Linked DNA regions of Homo sapiens: region 1 is linked to region 2. Evidence: read pairs that join two places in POLR2A ChIA-PET (ENCODE). Cell type or tissue: Caco-2. All regions are shown on one strand. Links, peaks and the distances in the headings refer to the core of each region. The heading gives the core; the rest is flanking DNA. Region 1 overlaps GCOM1 (GCOM1, MYZAP-POLR2M combined locus). Region 2 overlaps GCOM1 (GCOM1, MYZAP-POLR2M combined locus).

Region 1 (5,387 bases), core at 238-5,237, 77 kb after region 2:
CCTTGCCAACACCTTAATTTTGGGCCACTAACCTCCAGAACTGTGAGACAAGAAATTTCTGTTGTTTAAGCCAATGGCGTTGTGGTAGTTTTCATGGCAGCCCTAGCAAACAAATCCTCTCCACCCCCGTCCCAGTCTGGTTGGCAGGTTCACAGATCTGCACTGGTCCACAGGGTGGCCTCTTAGCAAAACCACCCTGCAGCCTAGAAGCCCAGGGCTAGAGGGAATGTCAAAAATCTCTTGAGTTCAACCTGCCCACCTTTGAAGAAACCCAACACCCAAAAATGTACCTGACAGGTGGCACCAACCTGTTCATTTTCCATGAACAGGTTAGGGAGCCCAGGTTTGGGACCCATGTTAGCACTTCCACGTACACCATTGCCACCCTCCAAGGCATTGCATTTTGCTACCAGGCACCTCTAACTTGCTGATCTGAGCTTACACCAGAATTTCTACCTAATGGACCCAGGGTTGTCCTCGGACTGCAAACTAATTCCCCTTTTTCTAGGCAGTCCTCCTGTCCCTTGAACTTCCTTTCTTCTGGACGAAACAACCCCAGTTCTTTAAATCACATGACTTGGTTTCAAGATCCCTCTCCATCCTCATCCTCCTCTTGGCAAGCATCATCCCCCAGGGACCCCGGAATCAGATGTGGCCTGACCCCCAGGGCTATCATTGCCTCTTGTGGGGCCAACTTTACAAGCAACCTTCAAAGCTCACCGTCAGTCATGTTGGCCAAAAAGAAACCAAGCCATACTACCAGGTAGCTCTCTTTCCTGGTGGGCAACAACACTGATCTTGAGTAGGGAATCTTGAGTCCCTCCAGAGAAAGGCAACTCTCTGGCTCCAGGCCCCTCAGACTGGTTGAAACCAGTCTGACATTTGCACAAGCATCAAAGTGTAACTCAGACCACAGAGACAATCCAAACCTGTGGTGCTCAACAATCTCCTATTAGGCTGGGTCTAGTCCATGCATAATTCTGCAGGGAAAAGGAAGTCCTTTTCTCCTGCACCACATCACACACACACACACACACACACACAAGTGTGCACACACGTACATATATGCCTATCACACATACACACATACACAGGCTCCAACATCTACTAGCTGTGTGTCTACGGGAAAGTTACTTAATCTCTCTGAATCTCAAGGGTAAAATGGGATAAAGGGAGAGTGTCACATAGTAAGCCTCTATGAATATTAGATATTTTTATTTTTATTTGATTATTTATTTATTTTGAGACTGGGTCTTGCTCTGTCGCCCAGGCTGGAGTGCAGTGGTGTAATCATAGCACTGCAGCCTCAATCTCCTGGGCTCAAGTGATTCTCCGACCTCAGGCCCCTAAATAGCTGGGACCACAGGCATGCATCACCATGCCTGGCTAATTTTTTATTTTTTGTAGACACAGAGTCTTACTATGTTGCCCACATGGGTCTTAGACACCTGGGCTCAAGCAATCCTGTCTCAGCCTCCAAATGTGTTGGGATTTCAGGCATGAGCCACTGCACCCAGCCAGATATTTTTACTATTATCTAGATATTATCATCATCCTATATGCTTCAAAATGAAACAGACCTGCTTAGCCTCACAGTCCTGTTTCCATGAAAATAACAATTTGGTCAATGAATCAGAGACATTAACACTGTAAGTGATGACTTTCGGTTGGTTGATTATTTTAGAGGGGTAATCCTTAATGGTCATAATTTTCAGAAAGGGGGTCCCATGGGTCCAATCACTCAAAAGTTAGATGGTCCCTCCCCTGGCTTGAGCCCATTCTTCATCTGCCCATCTATATTCCTCAACACACTTCCTATGATGAGCTGGGCAACCCTTATATGAAGCTCTCACACTGAGCAATACCCTGAGGTATACAAAGCCACAAGGTAAACAGAATGCATAAAATAAAATGAACTTGTAAAATAAAACATATGACCTCAAAGACATTTGGCAGTTGCAGCAGGCGCTTGAGGCTACTGCAGCACCCTGTCTGAAGTTTACTCTTGTCAACAGAGGTGCTTTGATCAAAACATTAAGGAGCAAAGCTAGTTTTTCTTTAATAAACACTGACCCACTGATGGACTGGCTGTTCAGGAGCAATTTAAACCCAGCTTAGAACAGAATCACACATCTTCCTTACAAGATAGCCAAATGTATGGCCATGGGGAAGAAAGAAAGTTGCAGAACAAAACATTAAGAATAATCCCATTTTAATTTTTTAAATATACCCTGATAACTTGTGTAGATGTAGGCGGAAGATATTCTTAAGGAAACAGATTTCTGTGTTGGTGGCAACGATGTTAAGATATGTAAGGTTTTGATTAAAATAATAATAGTAGTTATAGTAATAACAAAGACTGGGAGAAAATATGTCGGGAAGAGACAGATCCAGAAAGAGACTAATCCTTCCACAGGACTGCTTCAGGAGCAGCAAGGGGGACATTCTAAAGGTCTAAAAGGTACTCTGAATCCCTAACAGAAGCACTAAGGACAGTAACCCCTGAACCACCCATAAAGTTGTCCGAGTACAGTCTACCTCCCTCCATTCATTCACCTTCCGCAATCTCCCCATGGGAAAATCTCCCCGAGTAACATCAAGGCAGCATTCCTTACCTCCGAGCATTTTACGAGGCTGATCTCCATGGTCTCCTGAAACTCGGATACACAATCTCCAGAGATGCCCCAGGCTTGGCAGTGCCTGAAAGGCAGGTAGGGCACTTTATTCCCAGGGGTTCCCAAAGCAGCTGGTTCAGGGCTTGTGTTATGCACAATGCGAAGAACTGCATCCTACCCTGAACACCACTGCTACCGAACCAGCTGTCCCTGGGGGCAAGGGTTCCTTCCAGGAGATCAAAGCAGGAAGCTGGACTCAGCATACTTTATTACTCAGTTACTGAGCACCTATTACTTGTGAAATATTTTTAGGGACTATGAGGGTACGACGATGGCAAAAAAAAAAAAAAATGCTGGCCTCCAAGGAGTACATAATCTAGAAATATACCCAAACAAGGCAATCAAGAACACTTGGAATAACCAATACAAGGTGTAGAGAGACAGGATAGCTTTGTGGTTAAATCATAGTGGAAATGTACTTCCTGGCTTCCAGTATTGGTTCTGACACCTACTAGCTTTGAGACCTTTGGAAAGCCACTTAGTCTTCAGTGCTTCCATTACCCTAGTTGTAAAAAGAACTAACAATACTATACCCTCTTAGGAATGTTGTGAGGATTAAATTAGCTAATGTGTGTAAAGAGCTTAGGACAATTTCTGGCACGCATTAAGCACTCTGTAAACATTCTTTATTATCATGGGAATATAGGAAGAAGAACACTAATCTTAATGGGAGGTGGGAATATATGGGAAAGTCCCTCAGGAAGGACCCTCGGGATACAATTTAAGCTGGGTATAGAAGGACAGAAAGGACTTTACAGGTCAGTGAGGTTTGGAGAACCCACCATCATAACAACAGCAGACAGCTATCAGGCAAGGCGTTCTAGTCTGTGCCAAACACACAGATGTCGGCAAGTTCCAAGAATAAGAACCTGCAGCCTAAGCCTGGGTAGGACAGGCAAATGGACAAACAGATAGGGGCTGAACTATCAATCTACAAATGCATGATAGAGAAGCACTGGCTCTAGTCAGAAGACAATGAGGAGTCATTCAAATCTTTGGAGGAAGAGACTAACATTCAAATCTGAGTTCATTTCAATAATCCAACTGGTCATTTTTCAGTGCCTCCAGTGTTCCATGCACCACACAATGGACGGAAGGGAAAACATAGGGGGAGTGATCAAGTAAGCTTTGTACCGTCACCACTTAATATAGCCCCTACGGTGCTTAGCATAGTATCAACACATGATGGGCGCTCGCTCAGTGTTGGGTTTTGTAGTTTTTTCTAGGTTGAACTAAAACAAAGTAAGAATATACCTGAAACTCCCTGGAGTGCCTTGCACTTTCTTGAAACCAACCCCCCTGGGAAGGATAGCAAGGGAGGGACAGGTAGCATTCAGGTTTCCTCCACAAGAAAAAGCACAACAAAACCCTTTTTGGCAACTCAGGGCCCCTGGGGAGCTACATGGGTCCCCTCAGGCCTTGTTTCTGACCCTTTTGTGGAGATGAGGGCCTGGGTCTCACCTACGGGGTACTCTGCGGATCCAGTAACATCATGCTCTCAACTTCAGGCACCTTGGCTCACCCAGGGGAAAAATATCTATCTCAAATAAAAAGGGAGTGGAGAAGATGATTCAGGGAGGTGACAGGGGTTTGCCAGTTTACAAAGATGGATTTCCCTAAGGAAATTAGCCAAGTGCATTTACATTTCTCTCAGGCCTGTTCCACTTTGTGACTGTGGGTCCCTGCCCAGCTCCCCTTAATGATAAAAGGTGGGGCCCTTGTAAGTGTGGCTAGGGGGAACAGACCCCACACTCTCTGCTCAGCACAAGGATCAAATCCCAGGAGCCTGCAGCAGGCTGCATGCGGAACAGTGTATGCCCCATCTAGATTAGACCTCTTGGCTCTGCTGTGGCCCTGAACTTGCAGCCCAATTATCTACATCAGGGTGGGGCGAACTTTTTCTGTAGAGAGCCAGACAGTAAATATTTAGGTTTTGCAGGCCCCTGTGAAAACCATTCTTAGCTCAGAGGCATACAAAACATTCCTGCTTTCTGTGGCTGTGTTCTGTACTAGGCACACAATGTGCCCCAAACGCCAAGATCCAGAGAGAAAACACAGGTGGATGAAGGCACACAAAGATGCCAGTGTGACTTGGAGTGCGAGGACTCCCCCTCCCTGCCCCATCACCACCCTGCCCTTCATCCCACAAGGCTCAAGGGACCTTTCTGCAACACTGTCCCAGGAGTGTCTGCATTTCCAAGAAAGCTATAGAAGGGAGTAATGCTTAAAGAAATATTGTTAGCCTTGCTGCACATTAGAATCGCCTGGGAAGCTTCCTAAAAAATACTCATGCTTTTCTGTACTTTAAGATGTTCCCATTTAATTGGTTTGGGATGAGGCCTCGACATGGCTATTTTAAGCCTCCCAGTGATTCTGTGTATAACTGGTTGAGAACCACTGACTGAACCAAAGGGATGAAGCTCCAACTGTGCAGCAGGATGAGGCAACTCGAATATTTGGAGGACTTCCCAGAACTGTCAACCTCCTCACCTGGGCCAGCATTCCCATGTATTTGTCACCCGTTTCCTGCCCAGGTGGGTCAGAAGTGATGGGATGGATTTAACCCAAGGCTTCTCTTCCTGTTTTTCCATTTGCCAATTCAATGTTAACTGTGGCTCCTCTACGTAGGACCTGGTGAGATTTCTGTTTTTAACTGCCTATTCCACCAGGCCTGGGGAGGGGTGGTTCCTAAGCCCTGTCTTCCAGTAGGTA
Region 2 (5,387 bases), core at 195-5,194:
CCTGGCTAATTTCTTATTTTTAGTAGAGACGGGGTTTCTCCATGTTGGTCAGGCTGGTCTCAAACTCCCAACCTCAGGTGATCCGCCCGCCTCGGCCTCCCAAAGTACTGGGATTACAGGTGTGAGACACCACACCCGGCAACTAAATGCAATTTTTTTTTCACACAAGACAAAAAAAAAAGTAGAGCAGCTCTAAAAATGCTATTAGCAGTAGCACAGCATGTAACACTTGCAGTTGTACAGATGAGTGAGTAGGAGAGGCCATGCTATTCTACAATAAGACAAGTGCCCCATGCCTACAGCACGCAGGGGCCACTCTCAGGTCTTAGCTGACAGAGACCTTATCAATCACTGGGCCTCCCAGAGTTTTACACAGTGTCTAGACGGGGTGTCTAGAGAGTTTAACTGAAGAGCCCAATGCATACTGAAGTACTATATACTTGATCAGGCTATCAATCCATTTCATAAAATCAATGATTACCACCAATAAAAAGTTAATGAAATCATCTTAGCATACTCAGATTTTTTTGTATTTTATATAGTGTTCTACATAGAAAATCAGAGTTTGGGTTTAGTTAATATTAATAGTAATAGCTATTAGTTATTAAGTGCTTAACTCTGGTCCAGTTACCATGCTAAAATGCTTTCATTTTTATTTTTATTTATTTGAGACGGGGTCTCATTCTGTTGCCCAGGCCCAGGCTGGAGTGCAGGGGCATGATCTTGGCTCACTGCAACCTCTGCCTCCCGGGTTCAAGCTATTCTCCTGTCTCAGCCTCCTGAGTAGCTGGGATTACAGGTGCACACCACCACACCCGGCTAATTTTTTGTATTTTAGTAGAGACAGGGTTTCATCAAGTTGCCCAGGCTGATCTTGAACTCTGGAGCTCAGGCAATCCACTGCCTTGGCCTCCCAAAGTGCTAGGATTACAGGTATGAGCCACCATGCCTGGCCTATTTTTTATTTCTTTTCTTTTTTTTTTTTTTTTTTTTTGGTAGAGATAAGGTCCTGCTATGTGGCTTAGGCTGGTCTTGAACTCCTAGCTTCAAGGGATCCTCCCGCCTTGGCCTCCCAAAGTGCTGGCAATACAGGTGTGACCCACCATGCCCAGTCTCTAAATGCTTTATGTACACATTTTTATTTAATCTTCAAAGCAACCCAATGAGGTTTGATATTATCCTCTTCATTCTTAGTTTAAAGATGAAAGAGTTGAAGCTTTAGAGAGATGAAGTAACTTGCCCAAGGCTGAGCTCAGCTAGCAGCTGGCTGGGCAGGGAACTGGACAGCCTGAGCCTCCCTGACTGTTCCACACTGGTGAATTCCTTGTAGGAGAAGAATAGGGACAAAGAACAAAACGCTTCTGCATAACTCAGGCTTAATTCAATGCTTGTATTGGTCTAAAACATTCTAGAAACAAAAATCTAAAAAACATTCTGGACAATACCATGGAATCTTTTATTAGTTAGATGCAAATTTGAAGTCCAAGTATGAACCAGGAATTTTGTTAGAACATACACACCACCATTTAGTAGCTCTCTATTTATTACATATTTTCAAACTACACATGTACTGCACCAAGACTCAAGAAGGCCTGGTTCTAATTCTGGCTATGTGGCTTCCAGTGAATCACTTGATCTCTCTGAGCCCCAGTTCTGGCATCCATAAAACATGGGGATTAACTAGACCGGGAGTTCCAATTTGTTTTTGCCCATAGAGCTATTTATTCAAACAGAATCTTACTTGGAATCCAACAGACAAAACAAACTAAAAGCTGACTTTCTCAGTTGTTTTGGGGAGGAAGAAGGGTCCCACGGTCCAGCCGCTCACTAACCCTCCTCATCCCCCCGGGCATCCCGAAGCCTCTCCAGGAGCCCCAGCTCAGAGTAAGGCAGTTCCAAGAAGCGCAGGTGGAAGGCCACTGCCCTGAGTTACCGAAAGATTCTGGGCTCCTCCCCACCCAGACTTCCCTGGCGCCTTTCACATAGTAGGCACTTAATAAATATTTGCGAGGAAACGAATGAAATATTATTCTGCCTTTTCGGAAACACGGATATGTAGTTTTCATTTCCTCTGCTGATTGACCTAGGTAGTTAAACTGCTAAGATGGATCCGGGGGGAAACCAAATGTTACATTTATGGAAAAGCTGCTTTTAGATACTGAAGTGGCTTCCAAGTTCACCATGGCCATAAGTTAAGGGTCTGTCAGCACTTCCATTATGAAAACCGCTTTGTGGTTTCATAACTTAGCCATAAAAGTTTGCTTCAGGCTATACTTGGGCATACAAATTGAAAAGCTTGTTTTAAGCCAAAATGCGGGAATTAGAAAACAAACAATTTATTGGTTTCAGACATAGTTTTGTACCCGTCTTAGCCAAACAAGATTTATTATGTGGGCAATTAGAGTGGACTAGGCCACTTGGCTTTTGAAAAATACAAAAAGGGGGGAAACGGCCAAATTATTTAAATTTCAAAAAGGTCTCTGTACACAATTGATCGTTCTTTTTGGTTATATTTTCATATATGAAAATATATCTGAATATGATGAGATCCGGAGTCTATATATATGTATATATATGTATATATATATATATATATATACATATATATATATACACATATATATACATATATATATATTCAACATTTTCTATTAATTATATTGGACTGATAAAAAATGCCTTTTTACTAGAAGGCAAGCAATGTAATTGAGGACACTGTCAAAGAAAGAACCTAATGCCGCTTTTGGTAAATTCTTTGAGAATGGCAAGTGATTCATTTTAATTAACAAAAATGACAATACCAGTAATAAATAAAAATTAATAAAGTAAGGAAAGGAGGCCTTACTGTACAATGTTAGAGCTGGTAGAGGCCTGAGCAGTTACCTAGTCAAATCACTGACTTTAGAAGTTGAGAAACCGAGGCCCCAGTGAAGAACCTGTCTGAAGGCATCCTGCTGCTGGCTGGTAGGACAAGAACCAGGTATTCCACACCCCAGCTTGGTGATCGGCTCGTCACTACTTCCCACCAGCTGTAACCACTCAAGATTCCAGGATTCGACATTTTTCTAGACTACTATGTCCAGCAAAGCACACACAAGTGCCCCTGTTCACACAAGAATCCACCCTCCTGCACACACGATACCAGGCATTTTGTGACTTTGATTACCTAAATCACAAGTCACATGTCATTAGCATCTTTGCTGTAAACTTGTTTTATGTCCTCTTGAGGCCAGGCACAGTTGTGAGCACCCGGGAATGGTGAGTTAGTTATCAGAGGCAGGTTACTGTGTTACAGGCTCTAATGTCACCAGGAAGAGACGCAAGCATGGAAGCAGCTTAACAATGAACAGGTCAGTCCTCTAGCTCAGGAATGTAACTGAACAAACCAGGTTATAGTTATCACATATCTGCCGATGACTCAAGCAGATCAGGTATTTATGAACTGGATCCAGTGCTTGACAATACCCTGTTACAGTACTGAGGAACAGATGACTTTTGTTCAAGGTTTAGATCCTCCCTCTTGTATATCACTAAAGCACCTCGGATGCCCCTCTCACACCGTTATATATGTCTACCTACATACCTGTCTCTCCCTCCAGACTGTACTCTGGGGCAGGAACCAAATCTCACTCCTCTCTGTGTCATAACTGTCTGGCACAGGGAAGGTACTAAGAGCATTAGTTGAATGAATGAAGGAAGGAAGGAAGGAACAAATGCATTCACTCACTGACAGGGCCCATCTCTCTCTAAATGGCTTCCCCAGGTCTCTCCTTTGCTGACCCCTCCACCCTGCACAATGCCCCTGTTCCTACAGAAACCAGTCAAGCCTCTCAGCAGCCACCACTCGGCTTTGCAGAAATATTTGTGATAGGAAGAATGCAATTCTGCTAAGAACAGCCTAGTAAAGTATTTTCTTCAGCCAAAGAGGAATTTGAATAAAAAAAAAAATCAGGAAATTCCTAAATACCTGGGTAGAAGATCACAGCCCACTCCTATCTCTCTGGTTTCCACTTCGGTCTTGGCCTGGGTTTCTGTTAAATAGTCCAACCTGCTTTGTAGTTCATTATTCTGGAGATGAGAAAAAAAGGTACTTTCAGTAAGTCAAATATGTTCCCCCTCAAATATGCATGATACAATTTATATGTATTATCTGATTTTGCCCCATGACATGGGCAACTATCACAATGTATTTACAGAGCATCACTTACACAATAGTTGTTGAAGAAATAGATTGACTGAATGCATACAAATGGCTTGCTATGCATGTACAGACATGTGCATCCAATTTTACATAAATGAAAACAAAATATTGTAATCTATGTTATAATCTGCTTTTTCAGCCACTAATTTGTTGTAGCTATCTTTCCATCTATATTAGTTTTCTTTTTATGTCAACAAACTATTTTAACTCATTAATAGTATTCCATTCTATGGATACATTATTTATTTAACTAGTCTCTTATTGATGGGCATTTAGATATTTATCACGTTTTTGCCATTATAAATAAGGTACAGCCCAACTTTTAACACCTCCTCATTAAACTATAAAATGAGCAAGTCTGTTAATTTAATTTAACAGTGGGAAATACCTCTATAACTTAATTAGTCTTTCGTAGGTGTGGAAAATTCAGAATCTCACACATATAAAGTAGAACAAGCTCCTTGGGATTAAAATTCACATTCTGAAAAGTTTTTTTTCTTTCGGGCCAGAGCCAAACATTACATAAGTTAAAGATTAGATGCTCAGCAATTGGAGATTTGCCTCATGGGGGAAATGAAGGACAAAGAAGCAAGAGATACCAAAATGAAAATAGACAAAGAAGTTGAAGATACTGAAATGAAAATAGACGAAGTGCTGGTGCCTGAAATCCGAAGGGCAAAAATGCCAAAAAAAAAATATTCAGAAAGAAGTGAACAGTGGTTATGTCTGCGTATTGAGATTCTGGGATGCTTTTTAAAAAGTGCTTCTATATATTTTTCAGTAACGCTAGACTAAATGTTCATGAAGCAGTGATCATATCTATCTTCCTGGTTGTATGCTCAAAGCATGGCATGCAGCAGATACAAGATAAATATTTGCTAAATAAATAAATTTATAAATGATTTTACAATGAGCAGTTTATTTGCATAACTAGAAATGAAACCATTTGTTCTTTTCTTCTTTAAGTTGGAGCTGAAGCTGAGGCACTATTCTAAGACACTAGGTAACACAAGAAAGTTTAAAAGTTCTATGGAGACAGAAGCTCATTTGTTTTGAAAGAAAGGATGTGGGTTAAACATTCAGTAGCTCCCGCTCTGAAAGGTTGATACCAAGGAGCAACGTATCAGTTCTTGTGAAAATCCATGTTCCGTACAATGTAAAAGTCAATGAATCCTTTCTGATAAAT

Evidence for each region. ChIA-PET counts read pairs that join two places held together with the same protein. Peaks named below come from ENCODE experiments on the same cell type or tissue, not always from the same donor. Only the 100,000 strongest peaks of a DNase experiment are listed, where the experiment ranks them.
Region 1: POLR2A ChIA-PET joins it to region 2 with 9 read pairs; 1 of 35 experiments calls an interaction of 5 or more read pairs at or near these places.

Annotation. Positions count from the first base shown.
Region 1 is chr15:57,596,932-57,602,318 of GRCh38, reverse strand. The region is part of intron 1 of GCOM1 (GCOM1, MYZAP-POLR2M combined locus); the gene reads right to left. All of the region lies in intron 1 of MYZAP (myocardial zonula adherens protein), which reads right to left. Among named protein-coding and RNA genes, the nearest start is that of MYZAP, 7.7 kb to the right of the region's middle. In Caco-2, for the core only: no CTCF peak of the experiment used is centred there; a DNase peak (open chromatin) is centred at 2,788.
Region 2 is chr15:57,673,649-57,679,035 of GRCh38, reverse strand. GCOM1 (GCOM1, MYZAP-POLR2M combined locus) reads right to left here. Exons shown (of 17, transcript NR_104371.3): 11 at 3,968-4,068. It overlaps MYZAP (myocardial zonula adherens protein), which reads right to left. Exons shown (of 13, transcript NM_001018100.5): 12 at 3,968-4,068. Among named protein-coding and RNA genes, the nearest start is that of POLR2M, 30 kb to the left of the region's middle. In Caco-2, for the core only: no CTCF peak of the experiment used is centred there; a DNase peak (open chromatin) is centred at 3,315.